Regions from separate parts of the Homo sapiens genome. Here region 2 is linked to region 1. Evidence: chromatin loops called from intact Hi-C (ENCODE). Cell type or tissue: heart left ventricle. All regions are shown on one strand. Links, peaks and the distances in the headings refer to the core of each region. The heading gives the core; the rest is flanking DNA.

Region 1 (8,340 bases), core at 334-8,333:
ATCTCTATTAGACATAACTGAGTTTGAATCCAGCCATTTCTAGTTGGGTGATATTGGAAGTTTCTTAATCTGTATAATGGGAATAAACCATATTGTGTGTGGTAGTAAAGAAAAAGTAATATATCAAGTGCTTGGCACATAAATAGCTGCTTGGCACATAAATAGTGCTCAATTAGTGGCAGCAACATATTAATTTATTATTGCTATTAATACTAATCCTCCTAACAAACTTGAGAGGAATATATTAGTGTCATTTCATGGAAGAGATAACTTTAGCTGAGGAAGATTAAATATCTTGCCAGCGGGGGCAGAGCTGCTTGCAGATGAAGTCAGGATTCAGATTTGTCTGATTTGAAAGTCCATGTTCTTTATCCTGGGCCACCTTTCATGTGAGTACATGGACATTTGCACTGTCCATCTCTGTTACTCTAAGGAGATTGGTTTATTGTATCTATTGGCAAGTATCTCATCTAGGGAGTGTGCAACATTTTTTTTCCTGTTTGTGTATCTTTGTGTTGTTTGATTAATAGCATTTACTTACAAATATAAAGCTGCATCACATCTTGACTTCACTGTAGTATTCTGAACCCTCCACCTGATGACATCTTCTCAGGATCTATTTATATTGTTAGTTATACAGGTAGGAAAGCTTAGTTGATGAGACAAATGGCAATTTGGAGTAATGGCTAGTGCACTAAATTCAATTGGGTCATTCAAAGGCCTACATTTGAACTTAATCTGGCTCCTCTCACTGTTGTAAGTTGTGACTTTTCCATTCCTACCTAACTCTGATTTATTTCTCATTTCTTTCTTATTGGCTCTGTGAGTTGATGACATCTTTAAGAGTATTCATCATGTCAACAGCTCACAGACCAATAAGAAAGTTGGGTGCATTATTGGGCATATGGTGTGGTAAATGATATACTGAATGTTTATTTGAAAGTTTAATGTCGCTCACATGTGAATTTAATGTTTTCTCCTCTCCGATAATGCTCATCTTAACTATAAACATAGTTTGCAGAAGGAACTGATGTTGTTCTAGGACGCTAAATCAAAATTCAGCACTTCCTCCTTTTCTTGTCCACCCTCCTTCTACTCAAATCAAGTTTAATTTTCATTCTATAGTTGGAAAAGCTGAGATATAAATGGCTTCCACTCCCATCCCTGACTTTTTGTTAAATACTAAAAAGGAGCCATCATCAACAGCCCATTGTATGGTCTTATTGATACTGGAATTGGTTCAGGATATAAATAACATATTTCCTCAATTATAGTATCCCCCTTAATTACAACATTTCAATGATAACTTCTTTTTTTTTTTTACATTTTTAACATTTTTGAAATTAGGCTACTTCTAACAATTGATATACTTGTTAAATGTGGTATTTTCTTTCCTCCTCTCCAAAAATCACTGGTATGACTTTAAGTGTAATTTAAAATCAGTGGTGTCTTAGACTCAAAAGAATTCTTGTAATTCTTGCTCTATCAATCCCACAGAGTAAGAAGACTCAAAATACAGCATTCGATATTTCTCTTTTTCTTTGGAAGGGTTTACCTCATTCTGGGTGGATCTAGAAATGTGTGGGGTCTTGCCACATTAGGAGCTCAACCAATTCTAACATCACTGTGCTGTGTGGGACAACAATCTTCAGCTGCAATCTTCAGCACAACAGAAGATTCACTGGGATAGGGTTTTCTATTGAGCTCTGAAAGGCTCATTTGATGAGTGCCCATACGAAGCACTCACCATGCATTTCTTTCCTCATTGCTAGGTTGCCTCACTGGAAGCCAGGACACCTATGGACACCTTAAGGCGATTTTCTCTGGCAAGAAGTGGAGATCTGATACAGACTTTTCAAGAATGTCTCATTGCTTTAGACAATTCCCTGACACTACCTGTCTGGTTTCTTTGATTAGCAAAAATAATCATAGTAAAAATACCAATCAAAATACCCTGTAATTATTCGGTAAGGTTTACATCTCTTTACAGTTTTCTAGTGTGTGTGTGTGTGTGTGTGTGTGTGTGTGTGTGTGTGTGTGTGTATGCCTTCGAGAGAAATCTGTGAGGTTGACAGAGCAAGAATTACAATTGCCATTTGCAGATGGAGAAATGAAGGTTCTGGAGTTTGTGACATGTCTGCGGAACAGCCAGGAAATGAACCAGGACTCTGAACCCGAGAAAATCAGGGTGATATGGAAGGATGGGAATGGACTTGGAACGCAAATCTCAGTTCTGCCACTTCCAGAAGATGTTATCCCAGGGAGTCACTTAACCCTTGATGTCTTGAGAATTTGCTCATTTGTGCAGCTGAGATAGTCAAACCTACCATGAACTGCTCTGTTAGGATTATAGATTATACCAGCCCCAGGGTGAAGGCTTAATGCATGGGAGATATTATTTTCATTGTTCTTTTCTGGAAGTCACTTGGCCCAAAGGAACATTCAGCTAAAGCCTAGCACTCCTCTAAGAATTAAGCCAGTTAAAGAGCTTTGCACACAGTAAGAAGTCATGTGAACATTCGTTACAGTATTTTGCCATAAGTGGGCACTAATTGGAATGTAAACTATGCTCATGAAAGAAAGATCTAATATGTCAGACTAGCTCTGAGGGAGCTGTTTGTAAATGGCATCTTGTTACGTAGTACCTGTTTAGAATTATAGCTGTTATTTAGGTTGCTTCATTAGTTAATTGGTCCTCTCCTATCCTTTAGACAGACAGGATGTGCCAACAGACTAGATTTAGGAGCCTCCACAAGAAAACGTTTCCCAATTCCCAGGAAAACGAAATACTCATGGATAAAAATTAAAAAGATGGGGCAGGAGCGGTGGCTCACGCCTGTAATCCCAGCATTTTGGGAGGCTGAGGCAGGTGGATCGCCTGAGGTCAGAAGTTCTAGACCAGCCTGGACAACATGGTGAAACCCGTCTCTACTAAAAATACAAAAATTAGCTGGGCGTGGTGGTGTGCGCCTGTAATCCCAGCTACTCGGGAGGCTGAAGCAGGAGAATCGCTTGAACCCAGGAGGTGGAGGTTGCAGTGAGCCGAGATTATGCCATTGCACTCCAGCCTAGGCAACAAGAGTGAAGCTCCGTCTCAAAAAACAAAAACAAACAAAAAATTTAAAAAGATAAACAAAACGCTGCAGCAGCCAGAAGTGGGAAAAGTGACAGCATCCCAGTTCTGCTTTAGGTGAGAGAGAACTTGGTCCTCTCTAGCTCAATCTTCAGAGAGAATCCTGCAAACTAGATTTCTCACTGTGCATTCCCGCACACCCATTTTATGGTACATGGCAGCCTGCACTGCTGAGTTTTGCTGGGGAAGGAGGGTAGAAAGAAAGAGTTCAGAGAGGGCTTTCCTTTCAGTTCTTTAAGTTAACCCTAAAGCGATTGATAACTCTTTCATTTCAGAAATGTGGTGGGGGGGCGGGGTAGAAGGATGGAGGGCGGGGCGACCTTGGGCGGGGCCGCACCCGCAGTCTTAAGGACGCACAGCCCGGCGCTTCTGCTGGGGCCCTGACGTCCCGCGCGTCCGCAGCTGGGCCGCCCCGCAGCAAAGCTTCCTGTCAAGTCCGCCGCCCGCGGAGTCCCTGCGCATCGGGGCTCAACAGCGCCATTTACCATCAAGAGGGTCCCAGGCCTCAGGACGGCGAGGGCACTTCCGCCCTTCACTCCACAGCCGCCCCCTCCACTCTCCCTCTGCCTGGGCACTGCAGGAGAGCCCCTTCAGCGAGCGCCTCGGATCCTCCCACGTTCATTTGCCCTCGGTTTGCATATTACGAGTCCCTGGGACTTTTGGGAACAGTTTGAGATCCCTTATCTCTGCAAACGTGTTATGTAGGTGTGTGCCCTCAAAACAGCACAGAAATCACCGCGAAGCCCCGGTTGCAAAGGAAACCCCCATTGGAAGAGGTTCTGTTCTGATTTAAATCACTATTTCGCATTTTTAAAAACGTGGATAGGAATGAGTGTGAATGGCTTCCTGCAGCATTTTTTGAAGTGGGCTCTGCCAGCGTGAACTCTGGGAAGTGTTCGGTTGGGGAATACAGGGTTAAGAAAGTTAAAGGGGTTGCTGGGGTGAAGCTCGGTGGGGCAGCCCTGCCGCCTGGCTCCGCCCGCGGGTGGGTCCCACGCGAGACGGCTGCGCGGCGCTGCCCGGCTCCTCGGACCAGGGGACCGTCGTTTGTGGGGCATCTTGAGGGGCTCGTTATTTTCCCGAAGCGCACATTTAGGGAAAAACGGCATTAATGCAACTGTTTCTCCTGAAATGAGGAACTAAAGCTCTCAACTGGGCTCTAAGGGGAAATTTGATATGTTAGTAGAAAGATTGAGGTTTATTGTTTTATCTTTATAACTCAGATGAAGTCAGGGTAAAATTCCTATAATGTTACTAATCCCATGAACATATATATTTCCCAGTCTCTAGAAAGAGCTGATTTAAGAAATGTTATTCGATTAAAAAAAAATGCTACTTGAAGTATATAGTTCACACAACGTGACTTAATTTTTACACCTTTTAAAATAAAATTTGCTACAATGACATTGCAAATGAGACAATACAAGCTTTTTCAGATTTTTTTTTGGCTTATAAAAGAAAGATGGCCAAAACCATTAGTTAAGCAAGGTGATATGAATAGATTGCTCTGTTCATAATATTTGTGAGAAAACATACAGACACCAACTCTGAATTTTCAACAAAACATGTCTGATTCTTACTTATTCAAAATATAGAAACAATATATTCTTTTGCCTTTTTTGTATTTAAAAATGGTATTATTCTGTACATATTATTTCGTATCTTGCTTCTTCAATGAATATTTTGGAGTAAAAATGCAGAACGTGCATGGAAAGTGTTCATTTTATCATGGTAATCACCTTGGGAATGGGAGAAGAAGGTGCTACGGTTTCAGCTGTGTCTGTCATGTTTTGTTTCTTATTTTTTCTTAAAATTTTTTAAAATTAATTAATTAATTATTTTTTTTGTGGCTGCTTCCCGCGGCTCCTATCCCTCTGTTTCTTTTAAAAATAAGCAAGAAGGCCGGGCGCGGTGGCTCACGCCTGTAATCCCAGCACTTTGGGGGGCCGAGGCAGGCGGATCACGAGGTCAGCAGATCGAGACCATCCTGGCTAACACGGTGAAACCCCGTCTCTACTAAAAAATACAAAAAAAAATTAGCCAGGCGTGGTGGCAGGCACCTGTAGTCCCAGCTACTTGGGAGGATGAGGCAGGAGAATGGCATGCACCTGGGAGGCGGAGCTTGCAGTGAGCCAAGATCACACCACTGCACTCCAGCCTGGGCAAGAAGCAAGACTCCGTCTCAAAAAAAAAAAAAAAAAAAAAAAAAAAAAAAAAAAAAAAAAGGCAAGAAAACTGAAGCTAATACGGAAAAAATTGTTAATATCTAGGTGGTTAAACAAGAGTGCCTTTTGTATTGTTTTGCAAAAATTATTTTCTATACATTTAACATGTTTCATTGTTTAAAATGAAATAAAGTAATATATGTGAATCTCCCTAAACTCCTGATCAACTGGCTTTGGCAGGATATTTCTAATGCACCTCATTTATTTAGTCACATAGTCAGAATTACACATATTTCTTTTCCATGGGGTTTGAAAATAATTTTACAAATGTGTTAAGCTATGGCTTTGTTAGTTCTTTTTGGCAGATCTAATAAAACCTAGAGAGGGACTCAACACTCACTGAATAAATTCATTGTATCTCAATCCTTTGGCTGAGATTTGCATTTACTACAACTTTATTTTCATTTATTTTGCAGTGATTTGCTTTAAAAGATTCTCATGTATTTAAATGATGGGCTAATTACTTTAGCAACCCACAGTTCAGGGTTAATTGCTGGTTTTTCATCCTAACAGAATAGCCATGATTTATTAAATGCTTATGGCATATATCAGGCACTGTGCCAAGCACTTTTTCTACCACATTTAACCCCGCAACAAATATATGTGAGAAGCCTATCATTCCTGTTTTACTGGTGAGGAAACAGAGGCCCAGAAAAAGGTTTTATAACATATCCAAGGTCCACACAACTAAGAAGTGACAGTGTTTGGGTTCCAATAAAAGTCCATTCTTTTAGCTACTCTCTTGCTCTCTGGAGATGTTATTTGTCTTATTACAACCCAGAGCAACATCTCCATCTGAACGTCATGTTGCTTCAATTCTAAGATACGTATTTTTAACCATGTTTGAAAGTGATGACATTGGGATGGCCTTCCAGTTGATGTGTCCATCTATGATGCTGGTGGTGTTCCTGCCTCTCCATCCACCCCTCTCCAGCCTAGAGCTTTTGAATAGAGTTGAGTGGCAATCAATGGTTTTGTACAATCAAAGGCATATCCTCTAGGTCATAATGCATAGGCTACTGTTAGAACCATTTGATTGCTTTTCTTTCATCACGGCCTTGTGGTCATTTTAGGAGGCAGCCCCTATCCTACACAGATCCAGAAAATCCTTCCAAATCTCACCAAACCAACTCTGCTCAGCTGTCATATGTATGTGCGTTCTTGAGTAACCTGACTAGGTAAGTCTCTTTACTTTTCCTTCTTTTTAATACATTGAAATAATAGTGTTTAGTTGACTTCCCCCCCCTTGACTGGCTTTTTAAGGACAAACGCATTTGACTTTACTTGCTGCCACTTAAGAAAATTTCACAGTGGTCTAGGACTTAATTTCATCAGGAAACATTCTGAGCTTCAGTTAAAATGTAGAATGCTTTCTTTAGCACCAGTATATAATAAAATTTCATTTGCTTTTACTTTTCTGCAATAACGCCAATAAGGAGATATTGCCAGGGGCACCAGGGAAGCCAATTCTATAGCTGAACAAATCGATAGTAAATCTACTTGCCAAATCTTGAACATACCCACTGAATAAGTGTTAAGAGCACATATATACACTCACATTTTCCCTCCTCCCTGCCGAACTATCCAAGATAAGGGTAAGATTTCCTTAAAATAACTTAATGTCCTACTACTAAGATTTTCACATTCTCAAACTCCTCACACATACACAGACTTCAGCATGGGTTTTTGTGCACAGTTATGAACTGAAAACACATACCATCTTGATTAATAGGTAGCATTTATTGGATGATAGCATTATTGAGTGATGATTATGTGCCTGATGCCATTCTCAGGACTTTAGTCCTAGGACCCGGTGTTACTATTATCTCCATTTTTCAGATGAAGAAATTGAAGCACAGAATAAGGAAACTGCCCAGTCTCACAGCTGGTGGATGGCAGTCTGGCTCCAGAACTCTTTCTTTTTGCTTGTACACTGTACTGCCTCTTGCTGCATGTCCAGATCAAATATAGCTTTCCGGAAACTATGAGTCAAAACTCTTAACAATGATGATGATGATAATTATGCAATCATTTACTGAGAATACCTGTGTACTCAGGCACTGTGGTAGGCTTTCCCCACACATTATCTCATTTAATCTTCATAACCTAGGAGCTTAGATTTTATTATCCTTACTTTATAATTGGCAAAACCGAGGCTCAGAGAGCTCAAGTAATTTGCCCGACGTCACAGAGCCAGTTATGGGCCAACCTGGAATTCAAACAAGTCCACAGCTAGCACCCGTTCCATTGCCCACCTGCCACACTTGCATGATTTCCAGATCCAGTAAACAAAGAGAACTAGGATGTTTTTCTCAGCAATGCCATAGTCATGATCAATTTCATGACTACTAATTTCAGGAGGACACATGCTACCTTCCCACCTCAGAGTGGAGTTGGGTACTATATAACTTTAGAGCCTTTAACATCCCTGGGTAAGATATGTACTTTATGATTTTATTTATTTATTTTGGAGACAGGGTCTCACTCTGTCACCCAGGCTGGAGTGCAGTGGCACAATCTTGGCTCACTGCAACCTCCGCCTCCCAAGTAGCTGGGACTACAGGTGCCTGCCACCAGACCCAGCTAATTTTTTTGTAGAGGCAGAGATTCGCCGTGTTGTCCAGGCTGGTCTCAAATTCCTGGAGTCAAGTGATCCACCTGCCTTGGCCTCCCACAGTGCTGGGATTATAGGCATGAGCCACCATGCCTGGCCTCTACTCTATGACCTTAGAATGCAGTATTTCTGTTCAAATTCATAACTCTATTGAATAGTGCCTGTTCTTTGAATGAATGACACACGAATGGGTGGGGTTAGAAAGTTACAAAAACAACTGAAGTTTTTCCTCCATGTTTGCTCAAAATAACTACTGGTTGGGGAAAAAAAGGAGCAGTAATAAAATTCTTCAATATATGGAGATTTCCTATCTCTTTAAATTTACTGATATCCAGTTAACAGAAACAGAGTCAGATGCCAAGATAGGG
Region 2 (8,340 bases), core at 55-8,054, 330 kb after region 1:
TTTAGATAAAAACATAGATGCTGTCAACTACTCAGGAAGAATGCAATTCTTCATTATCAAGTAAAGGGTACAATCAGGACTACATCTAAAAACAAAAAACAGACTTGAACATATGCATATCAAAGAAAATCATAGTTCCTTAAATTGTGTCACCAAAGTTGCTAAAAATTCTGGGACAGAATTATTCTGGAAAGTTTTAGTCAGTTACGTAAACTAGAATTGCTAAGGCCAAGTCCCAGTAATATTAAAAAGTAAGAGCAAAACAGGCCCCTGCAAAGGAAACCTTATGAGAATATTAGAGTGTCTTCCTCCTGATCCTTTCTATTCTTTCTTTCTCATATTGTCTCTAATTTTTTCTCAAGTTCTCAAAACTGTTAATCTACTGCTTTCTTCTTGATCTAATTGGAAACTGGGAAATTCTCACATTGTGTTTGAAAAACAGTCTAGAGACCAAAGACAATTAAGTGAATTCAAAAGGAATGTAAGATGTAGGTTTTGCTGTGTTCTCTCACACAAACTCAGAAGTTGAGAATTTCAAAATGAAAAGTGGATTCCTTCTAAAATCCATTATGATTTTAACATTAAACTACAAATCCTTAGTAAATGCCATTAAACTTTTAATTCAAATCTCTTTGACCCTCTTGGAATTTTGAAGCTTTTTTCTCTACACATGCAAATCAGTAAGACGTAGCATAACAAATCTATAACAGTGTTCAACACTGGGAACCCTAAACAAATGAAAAAAATCAATCACCCCTCTTTTGGATTACTTGAAAGAAAACAAGTTAGAGGTCCAAGCTCAAGTCTACAAAATCCATTTGCTTTTATTTTAAATGCATGCAAAGTTTAGGAACAAAAATGTATTATCTGTAGCTTGTTGAACTCAAAATTGATTACTTTTTAAAAGTCAAAGTGCTTACTTAGCATACTCAACATTAGAGGGGCATGGGCATGGCTTTTACCTTTCTGTAATTTATCATTTTATCTGACTTTTCTCACTACCCTCCTAAAATTGAAGTAAAGGTTTTAGTACATAATTCTTCCTATATGGATAAAAACTTACACTATAAAAAATATTTCTTTAGGGTGAAAATGCTAAAACTCTAATGTGCAGGTTTGGAAATTCATGTCAGAGGTGGCATTGCTGCTTTTCAAAGAAGGGATGCTACCAAAATTTCTTGAAATTGGAATCTAGTATATTGTTAAGCATAAAACAGTATTGTACCCAGAGAAGATCTGAAAAGCAGAGTTTCTCTGTGACATCTCTCTAATGTTTGATTGAGTAAGCATTTAAAATTAGGGAAAAGATTGTCGGTTGAAGCACGCTAGCCTAGAGTTGCCAAACTCTCAGGGCAGCTTGCTTTCTGTCGGTTAAAATAAATAAATAAATAAATAAATAAATAAATAAATAAATTAATTAATTAATTAATAAAGCCTGTGTTTCAAGCCGAATTGCTGACTTTCTTAACAAAGTAGTAGTCTATGTAATGATTTTTTTTTTTTTTTTGAAGTTCAGGTGCTTGACTGTTTCTTACCTGAGACCAAGCAGTACTCTGCCTGATATATATATGTCAGGTTAGTATGTATATATATGTCTATGTGTGTGTGCACACACACGCACTTGAAAATAATTAAAAGCAAACGTTTCAGGAGCAATTGTTCTGAAAACCTAACGTCACTCTGTACCCTAAAGTGCTTCTCCAGCAGAGACATCCATTAACATCTATCACTCAGGCACGCGCCTCAACAACCCGCTCCCCTTTCTGATTAGAGATCACAGTTGCATGAGTTGGCTTACAGAGTGTCATCTGTTTGAATGACAGATGTCTTTGCTGGAGTGGCACTCTGCTTGTTCTTGTTTTGTTTATGAAACAAAGATTCCTAAAAGGTCTTGGGCTGCCTCTACTTTTAGTTATGATGCTATAAACACAATGTGGAAAAGGAGAGGGGTAGAGGAGGGAATCAGAGAACCTGTTTTCTTTCCTCATCACCTTTTTAAAAAAAGAAGAAATATTCATTCTGATTGTGATGACACAATGTTATTTCTCAGAGCAATTCCTGTGTCCACCTTTGTTTACCTGGCATAGCACGACTTGTATTGATATTTTTCAGTTCTCCTCTCCCATCTTTAGACGATAGATAATGTCTTTACTCACCTTCCCCTTAACAAAAGGCTGCGAAGCAACCTGAAACCGAGTCGATATTTACTCAATAAATGTTAACCAATTCTCACAATGGAACCGATTTCCTGATTATTATTACCACTTTCTATTTTTTTCCAAACAATTTCCAGCCTGGGGACTCTAGCAATATTTGACAAGTCAAAATGGGCAGCGAATAAGTTCCTTGTTGGTAAAAGTTTGGAGGACATCCTCCTAGCCGGCTGGAATCAGCTTCAGTGGCTTAGCACCTCCAAGATGCTCCTTTTTAGTACTTACGGGAAAACTGAATGAACAACAGAAAAAAAGGGGGGGTTGGGGGGGTTGGATTGCTCTTCCGGACAACATGGTAGTACTGAAATGAAATACCTAGACAGACTTACCGAAGAGCTTGCTGGGAGTGTCCTCGCTGTCATTTGATTCCACAGGCGCAAGCAGGGGCTCATTCAGCTCGCTGTCTGAAGTAGCAGCCTTGTCCTCACCTCTCAACTCCGCATTCATTTCACTCCGCACTGACAGCAAGGGCTTACTGACTTGTCCAGCTATCATTGGATCCTAGGATGGGCGAAAAGAGTGAAGGGGAGGAAAAAAAAAGTGGCAGATTTAGAGTGCGTGTCCTCTCTCTCCCTCTCCCTCTCTCTTCTCTCTCTCTCTTCCACACACACTCTCCCTCTCTCCTCTCTCTCTTATCTCTGGCTGCTCCCGCTGTTATTGCTGGCTGCAGTCAAGTGAAGAGCTATTACAGATCCGATGAGTTCTCCATTACTCCCCACCCTATTAAAGCTCAACTAGCATGTGAGAGATTCAGGAGGCTTCGGAGGAAAAAAAAAAAAAAAACTTCTTTGAAAGCAACCTAACCAACACAGCTTTAATTGTGGGATATGCTTTTGTGCGAATGTTTTTACACCTTGTTCTGTCTTTAATGCAGTAAGAAAAAAGAAAGTGCTGGGTTTGTACTTCAGCAACATACTAAAAAGGAAGAGCACCCTATGGAGGAACCACGGGCTATTTTAAGAAGCCTTCTCCCCGGGGGAGAAGCAATTAAACCCTATCCCAAGAGCAGAGAAAAAAGATAGGGAGAAAAGAGACCTCGAAAGGCTTTCAATGGAATAAAAGATATTTCTTATGTAAATTCTATAAGCACCCTTAGAAGTTGGCTTCACTGGTCCCAGATTGGGAACCGGAGCTGACCCCAAATCAAATGAACATTTTAAAGCAAATAATACACAACACAATACACGAAAATTGATTTAAATTTTTTTTAAGGAATTGGGAAAATACTTACAAACTGTGTTCAATAATTCGGATACCTAGAGCATCGTACACCCAGAGCATTAAAGAAAAAGAAAACAAAAATCGCCTTCAGAAAAGACAAACTTTCCCCCCTAATTATTTAGATCTGCTTTATCTTCAGCTCATTAAGGAGGGCATTTTAGGATCAGAAATATTTTCCAAGTGTAGTCTTTTATTCCATTTGCAAACTGAGATGCATAATATTGTTTTGGCACAATATCGGATGCAGAAGGAAAGGAGAGCAAGAAGTGCCCTTTTTGCGAGATCTGGGAGCTATTTATTGCCAAGTTCATGCCTAAATGGTTCCTGAGCAGGAAACAGGTGACCAGCACAGAAGCAGGTGGGGCGGCATGCTCCCGGGTCCCACCATTGCATTGGTTGCGGTATGCCTGTGTTTTATTTTTTTTTAATGTATTCATGCTTGAAAAGTGAATTTGATATGACACATGATAATCTATGAAAATGTTAATCAATACAAATAGTTTAAGCTGTCATCAAATGCACTTCTTTAGTCAATACTCATACCATTGAAAACAATGTCACTGTCACCAGGGCTTAATTTACACAGCACTTAAATATTGGACTCTGTGCATCAATGCACTTCTTCTTCAAATACTGTAGGTAAACACATTTTCTCCCTATTTAAGGCTGAAGCACTCAGCACGCATTTAGCTGAGCCGAATCCTCCCTTTTGAATACCTTGATAGGTCCACTGGAGGGCAAAATTAATACTTAATTGAATCTCACAGTCATCAAAATAATCAATACTTTTTTATTATTTATTCTTTACAGTCTGTTGACTGTTTCAAACCTCTGAGGGAATGGTGGAAAGGATTCATGGCTTTGAAACACTGTCATTTAACAAGGTAATTTTCAGTGGGGCATTAGGGGTTGTGAAACATATAATAAAACAAAAATGGTGGCTTATAATAGGAAGAAAGAAAAGAATTATATTTCTGCCATCTAACAAAACAGGATAAATAAAAAAGCAAGTGCAGAGAGAGACAGCGAGAAAGGAGGGGGATGAGGGAGAGAGAAAGACTGGCTTTTGAAGGGTTTTATCATATCAAGAGCAGAGCCGAGCTTTCATAATGCTGACATTTCTCATCCTGACAATCCTAAACAAGTGGAAAGGATGAGATCGCAGATATCATCTTTCATCACATTCCCCAGCTTAAGAACCAACATGACAGCTCCTTTCCCCTTTACACTGTTAATTACTAAATAAAATACTACTCTCTGTCAGCACCAGATTATTGCAGATAGCAACCACAAACATTTCTCCATTGTTTTCCCCCCTCAGAAATGGTGATACCTACCTTGAACTCTTTAGAAAAGAAATTAGACTTGTCTCACCATATTGTAAATATTTGAAATATAATCAATGTAATCAATGCGGTCGATTCACAGTATTGTCAGCTTGAATTTGCTAGTGATAGATTTGCATTTTGTTTACTGGGTCTTGTTGCTGGGATTTGGAGCGCTTGAAACTTGGGGTAGATGGGGGAGGCAGGCAGAAGGGAAAAGAGACACACAATTCTCAAGATTTCTCTGGATCTCTTTCCTAAATATCTAAGAAAGCATGCATGTTCGAGTTCTGATTCAGTTGGTGGGTGGGTGGGTAGGGAAGGGAACAACGCTCATTGGTTGACCTCGTGGCATTCCTAAGTATACTCGTCATGTGATGTCAAGATCCCAGGCTTACATTCTAGTCCACTCTTTTTACTTTTTAAAAGGTTGAATCCTCAGTCTCTCTAATCTAGAGGAAGGGGTGTGACCTATACCTTTAAGACACCCAGTCTCTGTCACTGTACTGCTCATCTGAGCATTTTTTAAGATAATGTTAATGATAAACTTATGTTGAGAATAGCAGTCTTATGATAAAACAGACATGATTATTAATGTGCCAGTGAATATCTGGGTAAACTTAAGAAAGAATATTCTACTCTTGCCTTATTTGTGAAGGGTCAAACTGAATCCCGAATCACACTGACGAGCTGAAATGCAGCTGCTGAGTTCAAGTGTACTTAAATCTTTAAGATGTTCTGTCTGGCTGATGTGTGCAAAACATGCACTGGCAGATGGTATATGTTCACTGACCATTAGCTCTTCTTCCTTAAATTACTTTTATGTACCTCATACATGGCTAGGTTCCCAACTAGTGCCTCTCACCAACTTGAGCTTTGAAAATCCAAGAGTTTGTCATTCAAGTACTCATTTAATTTTTTTTGTCTTACAAAACACTTTACGTTTTCCATAATGCAGCTCTAGCCCATATATATATTTGTGTGTGTGTGTGTGTGTGTGTGTGTGTGTGTGTGTGTGTGCATGACATGGTTAAACAGCAAACCCCTAGTGAGGCAGAGAGCAGACAGCTTTTAATCACAGCTGCAGCCACTGGGGGGTCCATTTGAAAATGTGTCACAAGCAGTAACCAGTGAGTACAGACTTATAAGTGATGGGGGAGTGCCTCTTTCAAGTAGCACTCGGCTTGGAAGTCATTCTCTCTCTGCCAAGAGCCATAGCAGTCTGTGAAATCCTTTCTGTCGTAGTGAAGAGAGGATTTTCCAACATGCATCTACGTAGGTGCTTGTAGAAATGTAAGAGACCTGCAACTTCAACCTGTACAAGGATCTCTGCAGCGGTAAACAGGAACAGAAGTAGCTAGTGCAGGTGAGAAGTAAAATAGAGCTGATGAAGTTTCTTACTTGAAACTCTGAAATTGTTACTATCACAATAGAAGATGTTGAGACTTCTTTGCAATTCATTTATCAATCCCGACAGAAGAAAGTGACTAGTCCACCATGGAACAGTATTGCATGTGTGCAATAGGATGTGGCATGTGCCAATACAGGACACTCACGGGGCCATCAGAGACCCAAGAACCAGACGGTGGAAAAAGGAGAAGCAGAAGTAGTTTCTATTAGCAAAATCACAACAAAAATTTTCACCGTGTCCTACAAAGAGAGGATTGCAATCTCCATCAGAAACTACACAGTGATTATCTGTCTCCTTCAAGCATTATGAAGGAATAAATATAGGTCCCACTTATTGAATGCCTTTACCAGACAGTCTCCTCAGATGGATCTAATGTTACCCCAGCTATGCAAGGTATTAGCCCCATTGTATGGGTAAGAGACGGAGGCTCAGTGGGCTAAATTTCTTGCCCCAAAGGCACGCAGCTAAGTGGTAAAGCTGCATTTTCAAACCTGGCCAATTCATCTCCAAAAGTCAGCACCTTTTTTACCCAGTAGGCGTTGAGTGAAAAATTCAAGGCTTATGGACTTAGTAATTCATGGGGTATCCCAGATTTTGGATGATGAGCCAGAGCCAGTGGCTGTGAAGGGTGTTAAAGCCTGGATAACCTAGTCCCAGACATACTGTGTGTAGTATTATCTTCCCTACAGAATGTAGGAACAAAACAGCTCTCTGGCTGACATTGCTTGAATGAAGTCTATGGGGCAATATGGTATAGTAGACAGGACATCAGATAGTGTTCAATACCCAGGCTTGCATTCAGCTTCACCCTCTAGATAAACATGGCAAGCCACTTAACCACCTTTGGCCTTGGTTTTCTTGTCTAGAAAATGAAAAGGCTATAATAAAACAATATTTCCCAAAGTACATTCCACAAAACACTTGCCCCAAAAGATACTCTACAATGAAAGAGTTCTGCAGTCATACCCATGTGGAAAACTCAGCAGGGAAGTCTACCAGGAAAGAAGTCGATCTAACTTTCTTATTCTAGCACTTTCCCAAGATTATCTGACCATGGGAGGTCTTTGCCTTATAACTCTTATATTATCTAATAGATCTGGAATGGGCAAGGTTCGATTATCTGTAAATTACTGCACTAATTTTTAATGATTCTATAATACTAAACTCAAACACTTCTACAAGTACATATTTGTGTAGTGCTTCTCACATTCTAACAACTTTTACCTAATTAATGTTTCTTAGTTTATTTATGTGTAGTTAGCATATATGATATATGATTTACTATATACTAACCATATATACTGTCATTATATGCTAACTTCTGATGTACTTTCATATAATTTTTAAATAGAGATGTCCCAGTGTACTTCTATCATAAAGCCTTTAAAGAGTAGATATGGGGTACTGTATTAAGAAGGAGAATTCATCTTGGGCTTTGTGTTTTTTTAACCACGCTGCTAAAAATAATACCACATAAACAAATATGTAATTTGGCTAAAGACCTTCAATAATTTAACCAACAGAGTTTTGATAAGCATATTCATTCTCATTTTATAGTCGGAGAAACTAAAGATAGCGAGATAATTAACTCAGCAAAGCATCCGTGTCCAGTGGCAGCCACATGATGGAAATACCCACATCTCTCTACACTGAGCTTGAAAGAGGTCCAGCATATTTTTATGTACGTGCAAACTAATGATGAAACAGTCCATCAGAACAGCTTTGAGGAAAATGCAAATAACACAGGCAGGCTTCAAAAATCCAGGGAAACAATTCATTTGGTTGTGAAGCACTCAAGTATGGTAAAGTTATACAATACACAACAGATTTATTCCTAGAATTCAATAGAAAAATTGCATTCATTATAAAGAAAAAAAATGTATTGGATTTTCCCTCCTCTCAAAATGCTACATTTCAACTTGGGAGAAAGGATAGAAACAAATTACCTACATCCAATTTAAGATGCAAACACACCGTCATATTTTGTGTTTAGTTTTTCCCACGGAGAAGAGGTAAAAATTGAAATCAAAAAGAATTAAGAGGAAGAAACAAGGCGTTGGTAGGTTTGGGGAAAGGGTAACTTCAAGTATGAATATCATTACCTTAGTCATGAAGAAAAACAAACTTTCTTTTATTAATTACCAAATATTATTAATTAGTTTAGCTCTTG

Evidence for each region. Peaks named below come from ENCODE experiments on the same cell type or tissue, not always from the same donor. Only the 100,000 strongest peaks of a DNase experiment are listed, where the experiment ranks them.
Region 2: a loop joins it to region 1, with 2.4 times the contacts of the local background. A loop is called at or near these places in 2 of 110 quality-filtered maps.

The regions. Positions count from the first base shown.
Region 1 is chr7:39,409,797-39,418,136 of GRCh38, reverse strand. The region is part of intron 6 of POU6F2 (POU class 6 homeobox 2); the gene reads right to left. It overlaps LOC105375238 (a long non-coding RNA gene), which reads left to right. Exons shown (of 3, transcript XR_927186.2): 3 at 1,773-1,857. Among named protein-coding and RNA genes, the nearest start is that of POU6F2-AS1, 7.6 kb to the right of the region's middle. RefSeq lists an enhancer at 3,517-3,646. In heart left ventricle, for the core only: no CTCF peak of the experiment used is centred there; a DNase peak (open chromatin) is centred at 3,586; H3K4me3 peaks cover 1,384 bases; H3K27me3 peaks cover 1,629 bases.
Region 2 is chr7:39,080,234-39,088,573 of GRCh38, reverse strand. It overlaps POU6F2 (POU class 6 homeobox 2), which reads right to left. Exons shown (of 10, transcript NM_001370959.1): 2 at 2,543-2,714. Among named protein-coding and RNA genes, the nearest start is that of POU6F2-AS2, 71 kb to the right of the region's middle. In heart left ventricle, for the core only: no CTCF peak of the experiment used is centred there; no DNase peak of the experiment used is centred there; H3K4me3 peaks cover 1,440 bases; H3K27ac peaks cover 1,257 bases; H3K27me3 peaks cover 1,733 bases.